Regions from separate parts of the Homo sapiens genome. Here region 2 is linked to region 1. The links are chromatin contacts, found by Hi-C or POLR2A ChIA-PET in ENCODE. All regions are on one chromosome and are shown on one strand. The core of a region is the stretch at or near the end of the contact, and the rest is flanking DNA. Distances in the headings are between cores, read along the strand shown.

Region 1 (7,913 bases), core at 3,949-6,448:
GTGGGGGTATTCTTTAGAGCAGAGGTTGGCAAAATTTTTCTTTCAAGTTCAGACAGTAAATATTTTAGGCTTGCAAGTAATATGATCACTTTCACAACCACTCAATTATCTCATTGAGTAACATGAAAACAGCCAGAGACAACACATAAATAAGTTAGCAGAGCTGTGTTCCCATGAAGCTTTATTTATGGATTCTAGGGTGACCTAAATGCTAGAATTGGCAGAGAAGGACATAAAAATTGCCATTGTAAATATGTTTAAGGACTCAACAGAAAAGATAAAGATAGTAAACAGGTGGGAAATCTCAGTATAGAAATAAAAATTATAAAAAATAACCAAATGGAAATTCTCTAACTGAAAGTTACATTTTCTGAAATAAAATATCCATTAAATGGCTTAACAGTAAACTAGAGATTACATAAGAAAACTCAGTGATCTTGAAGACAAATCAAAAGAAATCATCTGCTATGATCTAAATGTTTGTGTCCCTCTAAAATTTATGTGTTGAAATCTAATCCTCAATGTGCTGGTATTAAGAAGTGAGGCCTACAGAAGGTTATTAGGCCATGAAGGCTCTGCCTTCATCAGTGACATTTGTGCCTTCATAAAAGAGGCTTGAAGATGCAGCTGGAAGGCAATATCTATGAAGAATGGGGCCCTCGCCAGACACCAAATCTGCTGGCGCCTTGATCTTGGACTTCCCAGCTTCCAGACTGGGAGCAACAAATTTCCATTGTTTATAAATTACCTAGTCTAAGGTATTTTGTTAGAGTGTAGCAGCTGAAATAGACTAAAACTCATCCAATCTGAAGAACAAGAGAAAAAAATTGTTAATGAATAGAGTTTTGGGGACCTGCGCAACAATACCTAATGCTCTAACATATGTATACTAGGAGTGCCAGAAGGAGAAGAGAAAGAAAACAGAGCATAAAAAAAGATTTGAAGGAAAGAAGAATGACATTTTCCCAAATTTAGTTTTACAGCTCCAAGAAGCTCAGTGAAATCCATGCAATGTAACCCTATGAAAAACATACATAGACATTTCATAGCCAAAATGCAGAAAACCCAAGATGATGGTATAGTCTGGATATTTGTCCCTGCCCAAACCTCATGTTGAATTGTAATCCCCAGTGCTGGAGGTGGGGCCTGGTGAGAGGTGTTTGGGTCATGGGGGTGGATCCCTCATGGCTATGTGCTGTCTTTGCAATAGTGAATTCTAACAAGATCTAGTCATTTAAAAGTGTGTGGCACCTCCCCTCACCATCTTGCTCCTGCTCTGGCAATGTGATATGCCTGCTGTCCCTTCATCTTCTGCCATGATTGTAAGCTTCCTGAGGCATCTCCAGAAGCCAAGCAGATACCAACACCATGCTTCCTTTAAAGCCTGCAGAACTTTGAGCCAATTAAACCTCTTTTCTTTATAAATTACCCAGTCTCAGGTATTTCTTTATAGCAATACAAGAAAGACCTTACACAGTTGAAGAGAAAAATCTTAAGAGAAGCCAAAGGAAAAGATGCATTACATTCAGGGGAACTATAATACATACTCAGACTGACTTCTCAGTGAAAACAATGGTGAAAAGCAGTCAGAAAATGAAACTTTAAAGTGCCACAAGAGGCCAGCCATGGTGGCTCACACCTGTAATCCCAGCATTTTGGGAGGAGAGGTGGGCAGATCACGAGGTCAGGAGTTCAAGACCAGCCTGGCCAACACAGTGAAACTCCGTCTCTACTAAAAATACAAAAATTAGCCGGGTGTCGTGGCATGCGCCTGTAGTACCAGCTACTCAGGAGGCTGAGGCAGGGGAATCACTTGAACCCAGGAGGCAGAGGTTGCAGTGAGCTGAGACCATGCCATTGCACTCCAGCCTGGGTGACAGAGTGAGACTCTGTCATAAATAAATAAATAAATAAATAAATAAATAAAGTGCCACAAGAAAGAAAAATAACCTATCAACCCAAAATTGTACATTGAAAAAAATTACCCTTGCAAAAGGAGAACAAAATAAAGACATTTTCAAACAAATGAAAGATGAAAGAATTTGTTGTCAGCAGAACTGCACTATAAGAAATGCTAAAGAAATTCTCTAGGCTGAAAGAAAAATAAAAAATAAAATTGTAATTTCCCAAAATTCATGTTGAACACCCAACACCCCATACCTCAGAATGTGACTGCATTTGGAGACAGGGCCTTTAAAGAGGTGATTAAGTTAAAACAAGGCCATTAGGGCAGGTCCCTAATCCAGTCTGACTAGAGTCCTTATAAGAAGAGAAAACACAAAGACACTAGGATACACGCACCTAGAGAAAGGGCTGTATGAGTGAGGACACAGCAAAGAGGCGGCCATCTGCAAGCCAAGGAGAGGGGCCTCAGAAGAAACTAAACCTGCTGACACCTTGAGCTTGGATTTCCAGCCTTCAGACTGTGAGAAATAAGTTTCTGTTGTTTGCCACCCAGTCTGTGGGACTTTGTTACAGCAGCCCTAGCAAACTAATACAGAGAACCAGTGGTTGTCAGGTCAACTCACCAAATCAGACATTTTGTAAGAAAAAAAATCCGACTTCATTTATCATTTTGACCTGACTTTTTAATACATGTCCTCAAGCCGACCATCTCTGTATTCTAATCCTATGACTAACAGACACCAGCTTCTCCCCAGGGGAAGACAAGGAGCTGCCTCCCTCAACCCCTCCTCCAGCATCTGCTCTGCTCTCACTGGATGCTCCGTTAGGAAAAAGTCATTCTTTCACAGTAAAAATGGACAAAGAAGGAAGGTCATTAAATGAAAATTATCTCATACCTACTGCTCCAATGCTCTGTAGGAAATCAGAAAATTTGAATATGGGCTGAAAGACCCTATGTTTAATGGTACTCCATTAACAGACATGCGCCATGCTTATAATGCCTTTTCTAAAGGAAACTCCTCCAACATCAACTTTTCAAAGTGTCCCATTGTTGGTAACCTAGAGGTTTTTATGGCCCAGGACAAAACGCCATAGTAAGATTCAAAGTGAATTATTGGTGTGAGTTTTTAAAAAATGCAAAGGACAATTGAGAAAGAGAAAGTAAGAAAGGAGGACAGACTAATACTGATACCTTGACCCTAGTGTGTGCTGAGTTGACCCAGGTCGCAGAGGATCAAATGCAGAGAGGAGATACGTATAGAATTTTAGAGAATGTGGTGTATCTAGTTCTACAGTCACATTTTATAAAAGTGGAAGCTGGAGGCCAGAGAAATTAAGTAGCCATCCAAGGTCACACAGCCAATGGCAGAATTGGGCCTAAGCCCATGTCCCTAAATGCCCACTGTCCACTTCACAGTACCAAAAATGTGACAGTGAAATCAAGGATATGATAATCGTGTGCTATGAAAAGTAGCTAGATACAGTTTTCTGTGACACTGACTTGACTCCAGGAATGGAAATATTTAGCATCCAATGAATATGTGAAGAAATTGTAATGAATGACAATAATCTGATTGTACCATAATGCATTTTAATATAATGAAATAAAATGAAGTAATAATGCTTTAGAAAGAAAAGAGTTCTTTATTCAATGTTTTATTTCATCTGTTAATGGAAGGCTATCTTTGAGACTGAAAATAAGTTAAAAGTCCAATAGAGTAATAAATTAATTATAGATTATTTTTGATGTCACAGAGTAGTACCTGCAGAAGTATTGACAGAGAAGAGACCCCAGCTGGGGGCTGGTTAGAGGAAAGGAAGCACATCAAAGCTGCTTGCACCTGATTAGCACCTCAAGCTCTAAAAATGTTAAAGAACCATACAGAATGAATGGTGCTTAAAACCAGACATAGGCAAGCAGGCAAAACCACGCAGATCAAGGGGTCAGATTTGGCATAAACTTCTGGAAAAGTGGGGCAGTGATAAAGCACAGTGAGCCTAACAACCTTACTGCCTAGATAAAGATAAATTAGAAATGAGCTCTTTCTAGAATCAGCAGCTCAGTCTAAAACACTCGTTACCTGTTGTCATGAGTCTAGAGATCTTTATAAATTATTTCTTTTACAAAGGCATTTTTTATATTTGTTTATATGGTAGTATTTGTTTATATGGTAGTGAACGTGAGATTTGAAAGGAGAAATAATGATTTAAATTTACTTAGTGCTTTACACTTAAATACATTTTATAGAGAGGGCACTGGAGCTCAGAAATGTCAAGCAGTTATGTAACATGTAAAGCACCCAGAGACAAATGAGTCTGTTTAAGGTGGAATCTGAAGCAGGCAGGGTCAGGGATCATTGTTGGCACTACTGCATATAGTTGTATGAGTCTGTCTTATGGTGAGTACCTCCAAGGCAGAGCTTCAAACAATCAGTTTGGGACCCTTTGAACACCCTTAGGAAATGTGTCTTAGAACGCTCACAGGGGTGGGGAGTGGAGGGGACAGAGCATTTATCATTTATCTACTGGTCTCTTTCTCTCCCATTGGTCAAGGGTTCCCTCATAGAGCATTATTAACTCCACCCTCCTGCATCCTTCTCTCCCTGCACATCCTGCATTTTAATCTTGCACATGTGTGGATGCCAAGAAGGTTTCCATGGATTAGACCATGGAGGGATCACAAAAGTACCAAAACAAAAAGTGAGAGACCTAGAGCGGTAGGTGAGCTACTATTCAGGGGCACCTGTGTGAGGCTGATTGACATCAACATAGAGCTGATCACTGCAGCTGTGGCTGGAATAAGAAGTGAGGTCAAAATAATTGAAGTAATACACAGTCAGTGTCCACCCCCCAGGGCATGCAGTCAAGGTGATGAGCAGAGCTGGAATTCATTCTGTGCTCTGTTCTCCATGCCATGCCCCTGGTGCAGGCTGCATCTACCTGAAGGAAGTGGCTCACTTCTCTCATGTATTCAAAGATGCCATATGAGTTAGCAAAAGCCCTGGTTTTTCTTTACCAGGTGTTGTGTTTTCTTTACCAGGCTACAATCTTAATTCTAATGTTCAAAAATCTAAAACAACACCTAAACTCCAGATTTTTAAGGAAATAAAACAACTGATTGGAATGACTGAATGACACCTTGTGAGATTTATGCAGTAAATGAATATGTACACAAGATTCTAAAGGACATGGACTATGTTTTTATACCATCTCTGACTTCTCCTCCATAAAGTTCTTAGTGGGGTGAAGGAACTAGCTAGGTTCCAATTTGGTTCTCTACATGACTCATGACATGTACACTCCACTCAATCATTTAGATGTCTGCTTCTTGCTTCGAGATCCTTAGGAGTGATTTCAGAATGTTTGCTTTGCTTATTAGCTTGTTCACATGCATTCCTTTAAGACTAAGTTTTTAATCAGCTGATTAGGATGAAAGGCTTTGCCCATTATTGGCTGCAAAATCCTAGTCATGGATGTAAATTGCTGATCTCTGCCACTGAATCTGTGGGAGTTGGAGTCATGGTGTCCTTTTTGAAAATTATCATCTTGCATGCTGTGGTGACTAAGCATGTGTGTGGTTTTAAACCTATTTTAGTTGTTAGGAGTCACTTCCCACTTGAAATGAAAGCTGGAAATAAATTCTCATTTGACCGTGTTACTAAACATTCTTTTCCCCTTCTTACTTCCCACCCTCATGCCAAAAGTTGCTTAGGAATTGGGACTAGTCTGTTTCCTCACCCAATATTGTGTAAGTTGCCACATATTGTCCAAAGTGATAGAGATAATAATAGTTGAGACCAGAACTAGAATCAAGGTTTTTCTGATTCCACGTAAAATATTCTTTCAACTATACTTCTTGCTTATAGCGATGGTCAGTGAGGTACTTCATCATAATTCCAATTTTTCAACCGTTTTAAGTTTAAAATATTATTTTCTTGAAGTAATTTTTAAAGTCTAATAAAAAAAAATGGCCAGGCATGGTAGCTTACACCTATAATCCCAAGACTTTGGGAGGCCAAGGCAGGAGGATCATTTAAGCCCAGGAGGTCGAGACCTGCCTGGGCACGTGCGGTGGTACACACCTATAGTCCCAGCTACTTGGGAGGCTGAGATGGGAGGATCTCTTGAGCCCAGTAGGTTGAGGCTGCAGTGAGCAGTGAGCAGTGATCGCACCACTGCACTCCAGCCTGGGCAACAAAGTGAGACCCTGTCTCAAAAAAATAGAAGAAATTTTAAAAAAATTGCCGGGCTTGGTGGTGGGCAGGGGGGTAGGCACATGTAATCCCAGCTATTTGGAAGGCTGAGGTGGGAGGATTGCTTGAGCCCCCAAGCTTGAGACCAGCCTAGGCAACATAGCTAGATGCCATCTCAAAAAAATAATAATAATAAATAAATAAATAAAAATTTTAAAAAAACTAACCAAAATAGTAAAATGTAATCACAATTTTATAAATGCAGAAACTAAGAGGAAAACTAACATTTATTGAGCATCTACTATTTGACAGATCCAGTGAATACTTTATCTTATATAATCCTCACTACACTAGAGGGTATTCATTATTAGGTAAGAATTTTTTCTCTGCACTTTACAGAACAGAGACTAAGGCTGAGAGGAGACAAGTAATTACAGTACAGAGTAGAGTCAGAAATGCTATTCACATTTGTCTGACTCAGAAGATGATGTTATTTTCAATACTTGTTAACTTCTGAGGTAATATACCCAGCCATTTTTAAAGACTTAGTAATAATGGTAACACTTGATATTGTCATGTTACTTTTTCATTCACCAAACAAGATCACATGTATCAGTGCATTGCATAGTAAAGATATTAAACTTAAACACAAGCCCATTATTCTAAGTCCAAAGTGCCTTCCACTTCACCACTCAAAAAATCAGAATGACTAGAAAGACTCTATAGTCACAATCTGACTTGTAGGGGAAGAGTATGTGTGTGTGGTGGGGGAATGAAGAGAAGTTGGTTAATGGGTACAAACATACAGATAAATAGAAGGAATACTCTAATGTCTGATAGCAGAGTAGGGTGACCATAGTTAACAGCAATGTATTATATATTTCAAAAAAGCTAGAAAAGAGGACTTGAAGTGTTCCCAACACACAGAAATTATTAATACTATATTAGTCTGTTCTCATGCTGATAATAAAGACAAACCCAAGACTGGGTAATTTTATAAAGGAAAGAGGTTTAATTGATTCACAGTTCAGCATGCCTGGGGAGGCCTCAGGAAACTTCCAATCATGGCAGAAGTAGAAGCAAACATGTCCTTTCTCACATGGCGGCAGAAAAAGAAGAATGAGTGCCCAGCGAAGGGAGAAGCCCCTTAAAAAGCCATCAGATCTCATGAGAACGAACTTACTATCACAAGAACAGGATGGGAGAAACTGCACCTGTGATTCAATTATCTCCACCTGGTCCCTCCCACAACACTTAGGGATTATGGGAACTACAAATCAAGATGAGATTTGGATGGGGATACAGCCAAACCATATCAATACTCAAGGTGATGGATACCCTAAATACCTGACTTGATCATTGCAATTCTATGCATGTAACAAAATTTCACATGTACCCCATAAATATGTACAGGCATTATGTATCAATTTAAAAATCTGGCTTGTAAATATATTTCAATATGAAGAATTTTTACAAAGCCAGTTGTTGGTTGGTACCACTACAGCAAGTTACAGCCATTTCTTCATATAGCTCATACATAATTTTACTACTTAACAAATGTACAGTTGGGATATTTATTACCCAATTTTGAAAACCCTGAAAAGTAGCAGGGATTATTGGAAATCTACTCTTCTTAACACCATGCAAAATAGAACTTAAAATCAGAATTATGAATGCTTTAAATTTTGTTGTGATTGTCAGCAAGAAAATGTCACAAAGATGAAGTTGAATGATGCAGCAGTTCAGTTTCTTCTTGTCTTCCCTCTGTTGTGGAGTGTTTGGTCTTACTATTTAATGTTTTCCAATTTGGGGAAA
Region 2 (7,763 bases), core at 4,226-6,725, 35 kb before region 1:
TTTGGTTTCAGAATATTGGCTTCCAAAGTTGTAAAGGTAAGATATGAGAGGAAGGGCAGTGGCTTACAGATCCATGCAGGCAAATGGTTCCTCCTCTCCCCATTCTTTAGCAAAAGGCCATTAAGAAAAAAAAAGTTGGCCAGGCGCAATGACTCACACCTGTAATCCCAGCACTTTAGGAGGTCCAGGTAGGCAGATTGCTTGAGCCCAGAAGTTGGAGACCAGCCTTGGCAACTTGGTGAAACCCTGTCTCTACTAAAAATAGATAAAAGTCAGTTGGGCAAGGTGGCTCATGCCTGTAATCCCAGCACTTTGGGAGGCTGAGGCAGGGGGATCATTTGAGGTCAGGAGTTCGAGACCAGCACAGTCAACATGGTGAAAACCTGTCTCTACTAAAAATACAAAAAAAAGAAGAAAAAGCTGGGAGTGGTGGCCCATGTCTGTAATCCCAGCACTTTGGGAGGCTGAGGCAGGGGGATCATTTGAGGTCAGGAGTTCGAGACCAGCACAGTCAACATGGTGAAAACCTGTCTCTACTAAAAATACAAAAAAAAGAAAAAAAAGCTGGGAGTGGTGGCCCATGCCTGTAATCCCAGCTACTGGGTGAGGCTGAGGCAGGAGAATAAGAGAATCACTTGAACCAGGGAGACAGAGGTTGCAGTGAGCCAAGATCGCACCACTGCTCTCCAGCCTGGGCAACAGAGCAAGACTCTGTCTCAAAAAAAAAAAAAAAGAAAAAAAAAGAAAAAGAAAAGAAAGAAAGAAAAAATTAGTGGGGCTTGGTGACGGACACCTGTACTCCCAGCTAATCAGGAGGCTGAGATGGGAGGATCACCTGAGCCTGGGAAGTCAAGGTTGCAGTGAACCATGATTGTGCCACTGCACTCCAGCCTGGGTGATGGGAGTGAAACCCTGACTCCAAAAAGAAAATGTTTTTAATTGACTAAGTTAAAAAGAAAACAAAAACAAAAACAAAAAAGCCACATTGCTCATGGATAGTATGACATTTATTTTTCTGGTTGTTTGTTTATGTATTCATATCAAAAATCACCAGTTATGGAGCACATATTAAATCCTACTACTGCTTGTTTTGTGAACAAGATTTTATTGCACACAGCCACTCCTATTAGATGTTTTTGTCTATGACTGCTTCTCACTATCGTGGCAGAGTTGAGTGTTACCCAAAGGGCCTGAAGTATCTACTATCTGGCCCTTAATAGAAAAATAAAGGTCACACTTTTTTAGACATCTACATAAGGAATTAGAAACTAAAGAACACCACAACACACCAAACACCCTACACATGGATTACAGGTAGTAACTTGCAATGAATTTCTTGGTATCACCATTTCTTTGGCAAATCTATGAGCTTAGTGATAAAAACTTGGCATTAGTGCTCATTAGAAAAAGCCAAGTAGGGTTTAAACAACTGAAAATCCCTAGACTAAGAATCACAACCCCAGAACTGCTAGAAAAAGAGAGACTGAATCACAGTCTAGCAGAGCTTTCCAGGATTAAAGCAGGAGATGAAAACCCTCTCCTTACCCTTGTTTATAACCACATTTTGTGTTAGGATGAAATTTGGCACAACTTCTGCCTGCTATTATTCTTGTAATTTTCCCATCCTTTTTCTGGAACACTGAACTATGGGAGGGTACACCCAACATTGCTGGAGACACCATGCCCTTCACAGGGTCCTCCCAAAGCGCTCCAGACACCAGCACCCTGGATAAAGAACCTGCCACTTTGTCCCAGGGGCTGAGGCTTCTCTCCAGTCTCCTGCGTCTACCCCATTTTCAAGCCCTCTTGCTTTGGTCTCATGTGCCCACACTTTCAACCCAAACTGTGCCTTTCTGGCCAGTCTCTATGGATGAATACCTCAGCTGAACTGTCTACCTGGCTTTCCATAAGATCATCTTTGGTTCCAGGATCTACAATAAAAGCACCAGACCTGATCTATCCCAGTCTGCTCTGACCTCATCATTTTTCCCCTAAGGGCACAAATGTCCGGTCTGTAGCACTAAACCACAGGGACATCTACATAAAATGGTGGCTGTTTCCGTTTTGCTGAATCTGTCTTTTGATGACAATTTCTGGGTTAACTCATCTCAGAACATACCAGAGCCTGAAGGATCTGCTGATCCTTTATATCCTAGGAGAATAAATGAATTAGCAGATATACAGCTCTTAGAAGTGTGCCTGACTAGAATAAGCATCTTATATGTTAGCCATTATTTGATCAAGGTCTCAGCCAGTGATTGTAGTTTCTTAGTGCTACACGGTGTTCAGAGAGATTCTAGAACCTAGCATCTTCCTCTAAAAGCATGATTTATCTTTGGTTGCTGAAATGTTAGTTTTGTCTAGGATCTCTTTTGAGTATTTCTTAATTCCTGTTTTTAAGTAGAGAAGAAAGTCTTTGGAAATGTGATTTTAAGTAGAATGAGAAGGCAAGAATACCTGTAGTATTTGTTTGTATTTTATTTTTAAGCCACGGAAACAATTTTGTCAATAAATAGGTGATCCTTAAACCTTCAAAAGCTTCGTCTAAAACAGAAGCATTGTTTTCATTTTCTTAATAGATGTCTTTTACCATTTTGCATGCAGCCAAAAATATATTTCCCCAATACTAGCACAGAAAGAACTGCTAAAAGTGAGAGACATCCTGTTTATTCAGGGTTACTGCAGTCCCTTGGGGCGAGGACCATCTATTTTCATGTACTGCTAAACTGTCCAAGATTATGATGTGCTGGGTGTTTTTTGCTCATTTCTCATGCTTCATCTCTCTCTCTTGCTGATTTCTTGCCTTTTGAGCTCTTCAGCCAGCTGGCTGTGGTGGACAGGGCTGTAGGAAGGAGTGTAATAGAAATCAGGAAGTGAAGATGCTGATTCCCACACAACCGCCAGACTGGGAACGAGGCTGTCTTAAAGATCATTTGGGCAAAACACACGCTATACTGTCCCTGACATTATCTGTCAAGTGTCCGATCCAGAAGTAGCAAAGTGGGATGGATAATAATTAGTGGGACTATAGGGACCATAATGATAGCTTGGTGGCCACTGGGAAATTTCAGTCAGTGAGCATGGCTCCTGATATGAGATAATGTGTGATCTTTAGACTCAGGTCTCTTTTAGAATAGCTGAAGCTGGCATTGGGCCCATATATGCCTCCAGGTAAAGGACATCCCAGAGACATTTTGTCCAATACAAAGCCTGGAAGATTCCTCATATCTTGTACTAGATTTATTGTTGCCCTTGTTATATATCATAAATATCCATCTTCCGCATTAGATTCTGAGCTCCTTCAGGGTTAAAGTCATATAATTTTCATGTATAGTTCCCCAATGCCCAGCAAGCAATTTATTAATCAATCAACCAATTTTATGAAAAACAAAAAACAAAACAAACAAACAAACAAACAAACCACTGTACTTCATACCTGAATTAGACCAAACAGTTGAAACACTAATGGGACATTAGGACTCCTCCAGGGGGAATTAAAAATGGTATCTCCCTTTCCTCTGTCCCATTCTCTTGAGTCATTTGCGAATGAGCTGGGAATGTTAGTCCCCCTCTTGTCTTAAAATGGAAAGGTTCTGGATGTAGGGCCCTGGAATAGTAATTAGAACTAACTTTCCCCATCCACCCACCCACTACGTGACACAAACTGCCTTCAAACCTGGCTGGAGAGATTCACCCAAATGCTTATTGTCATCTATTGCATCATCTTCTAGGAAAGAAGAAAATTGCTTCCATATCTCCATGGCCCTAAATGGTCTTTATCTAATCTGACCAAAGTCATCTCTTGGCCTTTTGATGCCAACAGCATTGGCCATCCTTGCTGCACCCAGGGTCACCCTGACCAAACACTCTGGAAGTGTGCGTGATTCATCAGGTCCCACCTTATGGAAGTTACAACAGTAGTATGGGTAGGACAATAGGACAGAGTTACAGCAATAGCAGTGGCCAACCTGCATTGCAGAGAACCAAAACTGCAAGTTCTATTTCCATTCTCCATCCAAACAAATACTGTATTTTTTTAAAAAAAATAAATAAATCCAGATATGCCTTCCAGTTCCTTGACCTTAATCTCTCACTCTGGATCTGTTTAGATTCTATGCCCTTCATGTAGCTATTTACGACCCACTGGTTTACTATCTCGGTCTGATGTTCTAGACTCTGACATCTGGTCAAATATTTCATCAAATATTTGATACATGAATGAAGAGGAGACTTTAAGACTTTCAAAAGGATAAGAACCAGAGGCTAGGCATGGTGGCTCATACCTGTAATCCCGGCACTTTGGGAGGCCAAAGCAAGTGGATCACTTGAGGCCAGGAGTTCGAGACCAGCCTGGGCAACATGGTGAAACCTCACCATTATTAAAAATACAAAAATTAGCTGGGCACAATGGCAGGTGCCGGTAATCTCAGCTACTCAGGAGGCTGAGGCACGAGGATCACTTAAACTTAAGAGGCAGAGGCAGAGTCTGCAGTGAGCTGAGATTGCACCACTGCATTCCAGCCTGGGCAACAGAGCAAGAACCTGTCTCAAAAAAAAAGGATAAGAACCAGAGCAGCAAACTCAACCCTGATACATTGCCATGTATCTCAGAAATATCTACCTGGATGTTAAAAGGGTAAATAGAAAGAGTTCACGCTCCATATTCCCCTGGTTAAATTGAGACATTATAAGACGGATGTGGGAAATAGAAGAGAACGAATTATGAGGTGTGCTGGCCCAAAGCCACATGCCTTGTGGGGAAACAAATTCTTTGACCACCCTCAACAACAGTGACTCCCAACCTCCTTGGAATTTTGGCACCCTATCATTATGTACTTGATGATCCAGTCTTGATTTGACAACCTCCACTCCCGCACTTGGCATGAAAAAAGTTATGCAGCATAGATTTATTTCATTTTTTCCTAATGAATGTGAATGAACATGACTTTTATTGCAAGCATTTTATAGCCTTTCTTGAAACAACTTGCATCATCCTGGCTAAATGGAACACAATTTTTCAAAAAAATAAACTTGAGCAGTCGTGTAGCTAACACAACACTACAGTTAGTAAGACAGCATGACAGCAACAGCCCCAAGGAAATAGACAGCAATCCTGGTTTCAGTGAGGGAGACAATGTGAGAGAGGGAGAGCTCCCAGTATACCTGAATATGTTTTCTGCAAATAGATTCCCGAACATGTCCTCACATCCTTCCAGTAAGTTTTCCAGTAAGCCTTCCAGTGAGCATTCACTTGAGCCAGTTTCAGTTTGTTTTCCATCCCTGCAAACAAATGATCCTGGTCTAGATCATGCTGAATTGGCACTCAGAAAAAGATAAACAGAGACCAGTAAAAAGCCTTGGCAGACCCATAATCTACCTTCTCTCATCAGCCCCTCAGAGCACAATACCTTGCTGGAAGTGGAGGAGTGAGACAGAGGTTACTTCGGTGTCTGGGATCATGTATGTGCCGCCTGGTTTTCCTATAACCAGCTCTGACACTTCTGCCTAACAGAGCCATCTACCCATATCTGAAATCCCTAATTCTAAAGTAAAGATAACATTTTTCTTGGCTTCTTTGGCTGATATCTTTGGATAGAGCAAAGGAAAAAGAGAGCAACAACACGGAGAGGAAAGATGAAACAAAACATGGAGAACTGTGTAAATGTATCCCCACCAAAACAAGCACACTTCATTCTACAGAGCACACAAAGAAAAGATCCTGGAGTTAGAAAAAGACTCTGTTACAGCGGAGTAAATACTTGCTGGGCTTTTCAACAAAAATTTCTTTGCCCTACAGACAGGTCTGGCTGCCTAATTTCTGCTATTAAACAAGCTCCAACTTGATCTGGACTTCATGAGGAAATGTGAAATTTGAACCTTTTTATTTCCCCAGCTTTTTTCCGTGCTCCCACTTTATTTTGGTTACTGCCTTGACTTCCACCCCCAGGTGCTATAACTGCTTTATTTCCTCCTGCCCATAGCCTGTTCAACACATGGCGGTTGCTGGTCCATTTTCTCGAAGCACTGCTTTCTGCCATATAACCGTGGGTGGCACCAGTTTATACAGGCAGTGGCAGTGTAGGCAGGAGGCGTTGGTTTCAACAGGGTGACAGCACACAGCTAAGCAGCCAGTGCCTTCTCTGGGCCTCAATTTCCTCATGTATGAAATAGATATTTCCTCACTACTAGGGTTGTTGAGGGGATCAAATGAGAGAGCAAATGCAAAGCTCCTGGCTCAGGGGCAAGCACACAGCAGTACCCGCTAGGAGGATGCTGGCCTTCCCTCTGGAGGTGACAAAGTACCTGCTCCTGAGAGTTCAAGTAACTGGGTCCAAAAGTGCATGGAATTTGAGACAGGTTTATAAAACAGTGGGTAGAGGATGAAGGACTCATGCTCAGGAAGAACTTCTCTGCCCTCACATCCCACTATCCCAGTACATGAACAGAATGTGCTTTTAGAACCCCATCATGGGCTCAGAGGGAAACCTCTGAGAAGATTCAGGAAGCCATTCAGCCAGAAAGGCTGAAGGAAGGCAAACAGCAGAACTCAGCACTTTCAGCATAATGGTCAAAACAGAACTCTGCAGATAAACCTTAATTGTAAAACAAAATTGGTGAAAGAAAAATGGGTGAATTAATGGGGATTCTAATTTAATAAAGTTAGAATTAACTACTGTCAAGTTAAAAGGAAGTTTAAAGTCAGTCTTATTATAAATGATTAGTCCACTCAGTCCTCTGCGGGAACCAAAATTCTCCTTAACATGTTAGGGAAATTAAATTTGTTATTTAGAACCTGTGATAAATCTCTTACACTCTTTGTTGGAAAAAACTTTAAATGCATCATTTATTGAAATTAATCTTCTTTCATTAAATAACCTTTGATTCCAAGAAATAGCAAACCTTTTAACTTTTAACCTACAAGTGAAACAGCCAAATCCAGATAGTAAATTTGAGTTAATTTAGCTGATGATATGGCTGGAAATTTTATTCTCAGAGATATCTTAGAAGATACAAATCTATTATTGTTAATGTGAGAAGAGCAATGTATATGCATATTATTATGTCAATCTTATTTGGTTGTAGTTTTAAAATTTAGCTAGTTATTCTCACAGAATTTTTCATAAAGAATTAAGAAGCCTCCTAGGTTTTATTTAAAAACTTAATAACATAACTTAATAACATAAGCTACATAGAGGTGAAAAAGATAAATGAAAAACAAAAATAAGTAGCTAAACTACAACTAGGAATTAATCCAATAAAAAAAATTTTTAATATACAAAGCTATTTTGCGACCTTGGTAACACCTTTTTAACCAGGTAAGGAAAAAATAGTTTGACTTTTTATAAATATATAATATTTAACTTTTTGCTCTTTCCAGTTTAAACTTTGCCTGTTTGAAGGACATTCCAAAAATATTTCAGTACACTTCTTAAAAACCTTCTAATGCGTCTTCTTAGAATGTCATATGTTATTGCCAAATTAAATTACTGTTTTACTACCTGACAGCTTGAAAACAAGGACTATCATGTTATTAGAAAATCTTGCAAGAAAATAAATCTCAGCAATAATGTGAACTCATGGAAGTGACAGAATTTTTTAGAGACAGATATATAGATACATCTATATCAAATTTATATTTTTTTAGAGATGGAATCTTGCTATGTTGCCCAGGCTGGAGTGCAGTGGCTATTCACAGGTACAATCTAGGCGTATTACAGCCTTGAACTCCTGGCCTCAAGTGATCCTCCTGCCATAGCCTCCCA

What was found. Hi-C counts contacts between places; a loop is a spot of excess contacts on that map. ChIA-PET counts read pairs that join two places held with the same protein, here RNA polymerase II (POLR2A). Pooled maps may share reads with other maps.
Region 2: a loop to region 1 is called in a map of mammary epithelial cell, with 3 times the contacts of the local background. The contact joins the promoter of LINC01564 here to the enhancer-like site in region 1. A Hi-C loop is called at or near these places in 2 of 168 maps with a recorded cell type or tissue (Caco-2 and mammary epithelial cell) and 1 of 50 pooled maps. POLR2A ChIA-PET finds 5 or more read pairs at or near these places in 10 of 52 experiments (A549, AG04450, Caco-2 and 7 more).

What each region holds. Positions count from the first base shown.
Region 1 is chr6:53,590,721-53,598,633 of GRCh38, reverse strand. No RefSeq gene overlaps it. Among named protein-coding and RNA genes, the nearest start is that of KILH, 21 kb to the right of the region's middle. Within about 2 kb of position 5,198, at least 2 of the 41 ENCODE cell types and tissues checked have a DNase peak (open chromatin) inside an H3K27ac peak, as active enhancers do.
Region 2 is chr6:53,626,092-53,633,854 of GRCh38, reverse strand. It overlaps LINC01564 (long intergenic non-protein coding RNA 1564), which reads right to left and starts at 5,475. Exons shown (of 3, transcript NR_125841.1): 1 at 5,409-5,475; 2 at 5,164-5,280; 3 at 2,461-2,842.